Regions from separate parts of the Homo sapiens genome. Here region 2 is linked to region 1. The links are chromatin loops, found by intact Hi-C in ENCODE. Cell type or tissue: heart right ventricle. All regions are shown on one strand. Each heading gives the region's core, and the rest is flanking DNA. Links, peaks and the distances in the headings are about the cores only.

Region 1 (2,918 bases), core at 210-2,709:
GGTGGGATCTAGCACCACCTGGTTTTGGCTATGTGAAATTCTGTTGTTCGGTGTAGATTCTGTGTGCTCCACTGTGATCAAAGCTCATCTCTGTGAAAGTTTTTGAGGCTGGCAGATGTTTAGTTGTGCAAGGTCTTGTTAATTAGGAGAGGGAGCACATTATCAAAGGGAAGTGTGGCTGTTTCTGTTCTGTCTCTTTTCTTCCTTCAACCCAAAGGTATAAAATTAGGGAAGTTAGTCAGAAACGCAAGGAGGAGGTAGGAATTGTGGGATTTAAAGGTCCCCCTCTTCCAGAAGGTGATTGCTGTTAAAAGATGCTAGATTGTTTGTAAAGTGTGAATCCTCAACAGTCCCCCTAGGTATGTAATTCTGGTACCACACCAGTGTAGAGCAAGCTGGAGTTCCTAAACTTCCATAGATGAGAAGAGGGTGGTCATGAATGTGTGTCTTCCACCAGAACACCGTGCTTCAGAAACATTATTATGGTGAAATATACCTAACAAAATTTTACCATTGTAACCATTTTAAAGTACATAGTTCAGTGGCATTAAGTGCATTCACGTTGTGGTACAACCATCGCCACCATCCATCTCCAGAACTTTTTCATCATCCTGAACTGAAGCTTTATACCTATTAATATATATAATAACTGTACATTCTCCCCTCCCCCAGCTTCTGGTAGCCACCAGTCTCCTTTCTGTCTCAATGAATTTGAATATTCTAGGTATCCCATATAAGTGGAGTCATATGATGTTTGCGGGTTTTTTTTTAGTGTATGTCTGGTTTATTTCACTTAGCATGATATCTTCAAGTTTGATCCATTTTGTAGCATGTATGAGAATTTCCTTCTCCTGGGCATACACTTCAGGACTGTCAGCATCCTTAGCTCTGCACTCAGAGCCCCTCTCTAGGATTAACTCCCAGCACCAGATGCCCATTCAGACAACCTTGTTTCATTTGCACCTTTCTGAAGCAAACAGCATACCTGCTCTCGGGTCTCTATGCCATTGCAAAAGCTGGTCCCTATGCCTGGGATGTTCATGTCATCAGCCTGCTGAATTCCATCTCATTCTTAAGGCTTCCCTTGACTATCACTGTGACAGGGGTTGGGGGGTGTTTACTTGGATCACAGCATGTGACACCATCATGACCATCAATTCCCTTACCTCTTCTTCCCACTCCCTCTTCAGCCTGTGAGTACCTTAAAAGCAAACTCTCCCTTGCTCTTGTGTCTCCCAAATAGCTGACATGAAGTCTGGGGGTACAGTCTGCTTTGTTGTCTCTAATACTTCTCCTGAGTTTTTTTGTTTGTTTGAGACAGAGTCTAACTCTGTCGCCCAGGCTGGAGTACAATGGCGTGATCTCGGCTCACTGCAACCTCCGCCTCCTGGGTTCAAGCGATTCTCTTGCCTCAGTTTCCCAAGTAGCTGAAACTACAGACATGGGCCACCACACCTGTCTAATTTTTATGTTTTTACTAGAGACGGGGTTTCACCATATTGGCCAGGCTGGTCTCGAACTCCTGACCTCAGGTGATCTACCCGCCTCAGCCTCCCAAAGTGCTGGGATTATAGGCGTGAGCCACTGCCCCAGGCCAGTTCTCCTGAGTTTTAAGAAGAGGTGGGCAGCCTGCTAGACAAAGGCCAGACAAGACAGAATCCTCCTCCACTTTTGACGTAAGAAAGAGAACATCTGTGACCATGCAGAGTCATCATCTGGCTCCATGCCCCTTTCTCAGCTCCTCCCCGGGTGGAATTGTACATGCTGGGTTCAGCCTATGGGAGGAGGAAGGGTTTCCTCGAGGACACAGGAACAGCATGTCTCTGATGCCAGATCCCTGCTCTGGGGGCGCTCATCTGTGGCCTCAAGAGATGTATGGCTTCTGTGCCTAGTGCAGAGTTGGGATTGATTGCTCAGTTTAAATGGAAAATTGTTCCAAAAGCAGCAGCTGCCTCTCCAGCCCTGAATGAGAAGAATGTATCTTTCTCTGAGTCCAAAAATATATATATATATATATTATGTAGCACATACTATGTTCAGGGCATCCTTTGAGGGGAAGGTTTGAAATGAGGCCCTTGAAATGAGGCCCCATTCTTCCCTTCAGGGAAGATCTAATCTCAAAGGGAAGCTGGGTAAATGCACAGAATTCATGGCTGTGAGTCCCCTAATTGAGTGGCAGTTGTAAAGCCTGGGGAATGCTGCCACTTTGATTTGCACATTGGCACCTACTATGCTTCAGGACTCTGGGGTGTCAGGGATTGGCATGATAATTTGTCCAATACAAACTATGTGGTGCTTTGTCTAATAGAACAGAACATAGAACATTCTGAGAGCAAAGTTGTCAGATCCATCATTTATTAAGCATTAGTAAGTGAGAGAAAAGAAGGGAAACTGATTGCAAGTGACAGGAATCAAGAGATGATTCCTGAAATGACACAGTCGCAGCACGACAAGGAATCCTGAAAGCCTGGGATGGCCACTCACCTAACCCAAGTCATCAGGTAGCCTGTGCACAGACTCCCCAGTGACGGGGAACTCGCTACCTCTCATGACAGCTTGTTGTGTCTACAAAGAGTTCTGGCTTTTGAAAGTTCTTCATATTCAGCCCAAAATCTCCTCTTGTAACTTCTCCCTTTGTTCTGGGTTTTACCCCTCACCATGCAGAATAAATCTCTCTTCCCAGCATCACCCTTCAGATGTGTGAGGCATCTATAATGGGCCCTGTGAGCCTTTTCTTCTTCCAGGGAAACGAGCCCAGTCTCTGCCTCCCTTCTAGGGGTAGGGATGACACATGAGCTGGGCAGAGGATTAGTAAAGCCCATTTGGATCCTCTCATCTCTACTACGATAATGGTATTAGCAGTAGCTCCAGACAGAAACCTGGCATTCCCCTGCAAACCTGACAGTTCAAAGCCTCAG
Region 2 (2,918 bases), core at 153-2,652, 63 kb after region 1:
CCTTTCAGCATTCTGGACCTCTCTATCTCAGCCATTTCTGAGTCACAGTTCCACAATTGTTGGTGTGACTGTTTAGTGGACCTCGTCCTGTTTTATCAGCTGAATTCAGTCCCCCAAAATTCATATGTGGGAGCCCTGACCCCTTGTCACCTCACAATGTGACCATATTTTGAGATGGGACCTTGAAGGAGGTGATTAAGGTAAAGCTAAGACATGAAGATAGGCCCTAATCCCAGAAGACTGGTGCCCTTGTAAGAAGAGGAGGTGGCGGGGCACAGCGGCTCACACCTGTAATCCCAGCACTTTGGGAGGCCGTGGCGGGCGGATCACCTGAGGTCAGGAGTTCAAGACCAGCCTGACTGACATGGCGAAACCGCGTCTCTACCAAAAATACAAAAATGAGCCGTGCATGGTGGTACGCGCCTGTAATCCCAGCTACTTGGGAGGTTGAGGCAGGAGAATCGCTTGAACCTGGGAGGCGGAGGTTGCAGTGAGTCGAGATCGCGCCACTGCACTCCAGCCTAGGTGACAGAACAAGACAACGTCTCACCGTCTCAAAAAATAAAACTGTAAGCTCCACTGAGGGAAGGGACCGCCTCAGCCCTGCTTGTTGCTAGACTCTGATTCTGATATAGATGCAATGAATATTTGTTGAATAGATGAATAACTTATCTCATGATGTTGACAGAGACCTTTGAAATACGCCTTTCATTAACCTTATACCAAATGATGCCAAGCCAGCATACCTTTATCCTTTTAGTAAGTCCTGGCTTGAATTTCATCCACATTCTTCCTCATTCAACAAGAATTACTACATCTTTATAATCTGCCCAAGGATCAGGCTTAAGAATAGAAAGAGATTTTGTGCTTAAGTTTCCTGACCACTTCGCCATGCAAGGAGGGCCTCTCTCATCAGTAGCTGTTCTGAGTGAGCCGAGATCATGCCACTGCACTCCAGCCTGGATGACAGAGCAAGACTCCATCTCAAAAAAGAAGAAAGGAATACTATAAGGGGAAAAAAATTAAGCAGTAACTACTTAAAACCCAGAAATTTTTGGTAATAGTGATAATACTTAATCAAAATTGGACAGTTATTTTACAATTTAACAATTCATTTTACAGTCAAAACAGTGTTATGATAGAAGTAGGATGAGTTTTACTGTTATCCACTGTTAAAAAAATAAAAATTAAAGTTTGGAAATTGAGTCATTTGACCCAGGTGGCACAGTTAATAATTGAAAAAGCCAGAACTTAAATGTTGGCCTTATCCTACACAGAAGTGCTTATTCTACAACCCCGCTTTGCAGCATTCTGGAGAAATTAACAAATTAAACAATTTCTCCTAGACACTAATAATAGTAAGTCAAAGGAATATCTGTGAGTGAAGTATCTAAAAGATGCCAACAAATTCTGTTTTTTAAAAAAGACAAATCCAAAATTTCCATGGATGGAGGTTGTAGCTGGGCTGAGGCCAGCTCTGCCGCCTCGTGGAGGCCTCGTCTGAGAGGTGGCGGCAGCCATGCGTCCTGGGAGTCAGTGTTATAAAAGCAGCCTTGGAAGAGAGCCTAGCAGCTCTGTGTTCCTTTTTTAGTTTTTCCCATTTCCAAAGACCAAAGATCACGGAAGGAAGAAGAGAAAAATCATTATTTCAGATTGAACTGAAGTCTTAAACTGTAAATTAAGTTAATGTGGGCCTGCTGGGGATATCTTGGGGGTTGGGGAGGGTGGACTTGTTCTTGGATCTTGGCAGAAGAAATCATTATCTGGACCTTTATTGGACTGGATACCCTTTTCTGCATCTTGGGCCTTCCTTCTCTATGCTCCCGAGGTGCCCTGGGTAGGATGTCCTCTCAGCTCAATGTACTAGGATTAACACTGAAAGAAATTAAACTCAGAGCATCCCAGTGGGCACCAGAGGGTTCTGCAGAGGGGCCTGGGCTCCTGCCTGCAACCCCAGGTGGCAGTGCAGACAGGAGCAGGTGGGCTGGGCATGCACTTCGACCACCCTTTCTCCCCTTCCTCTCTGTGCCCTTTAGAGTCTACCCCATGGTGATGCCCGCTGTAGCCATTCCCTTGGGGAGAGAAATGCTTTGCAGATGTTTCTAACCATAAGTGTAGGTGTGAAAACATGGGCTTTTGTAACTGAGAGGTGGGAATGCAATCCCCTACTCTGAGATTTCTTGACCTTGACATGTGACTTTATCTCTCTAAACCTCAATTTCCCTTCTGAAAGGTAGAAATAAGTACACTGCCCACCTCGTGGTGTCATTGTATCTCTTTGATGATGCATAGAAAGCAATCAATGGCTGGGTGCAGTGGCTCACGTCTGTAATCCCAACACTTTGGGAGGCCGAGGAGGGCGGATCATGAGGTCAAGAGATCGAGACCATCCTGGCTAACACGGTGAAAACCTGTCTCTACTAAAAAATACAAAAAATTAGCCGGATGTGGTGCGGGCGCCTGTAGTCCCAGCTACTCGGGAGGCTGAGGCAGGAGAATGGCGTGAACCCGGGAGGCGGAGCTTGCAGTGAGCGGAGATAGTGCCACTGCACTCCAGCCTGGGCGGCAGAGCGAGACTCCATCTCAAAAAAAAAAAAAAAAGCTATCAGTATCCCAGTGCCTGGACCAAGTACTAACTAGAGGGAGCAGCACTGAGAAAAACTGACTCTGCTCATAGGGCAGCTGTCCATACACATATGGACAGCACAAGTAAAAGAAGAACAAGTATGGGGATGTTCTTGATGAGAATGTTGAGAAAACTCATCACTGACATAGCATAAAGAGAGCTCCCAATCAGGTTGGAAGGCAGCTTTGAGGTCTTCAAACCTAGTCTTCTGCGCAGTACAGAAATCCCCCTTCCCACAGCATGCCTGGTAGGTGACCACCCCCTTTCAGAGGTCCCCAAACCTACCCTGTAT

The links. Peaks named below come from ENCODE experiments on the same cell type or tissue, not always from the same donor. Only the 100,000 strongest peaks of a DNase experiment are listed, where the experiment ranks them.
Region 2: a loop joins it to region 1, with 4 times the contacts of the local background. A loop is called at or near these places in 1 of 110 quality-filtered maps.

The regions. Positions count from the first base shown.
Region 1 is chr22:33,505,297-33,508,214 of GRCh38, reverse strand. All of the region lies in intron 6 of LARGE1 (LARGE xylosyl- and glucuronyltransferase 1), which reads left to right. Among named protein-coding and RNA genes, the nearest start is that of MIR4764, 70 kb to the right of the region's middle. In heart right ventricle, for the core only: no CTCF peak of the experiment used is centred there; a DNase peak (open chromatin) is centred at 1,742.
Region 2 is chr22:33,442,478-33,445,395 of GRCh38, reverse strand. All of the region lies in intron 6 of LARGE1 (LARGE xylosyl- and glucuronyltransferase 1), which reads left to right. Among named protein-coding and RNA genes, the nearest start is that of MIR4764, 7.3 kb to the right of the region's middle. In heart right ventricle, for the core only: a CTCF peak has its summit at 1,491; no DNase peak of the experiment used is centred there.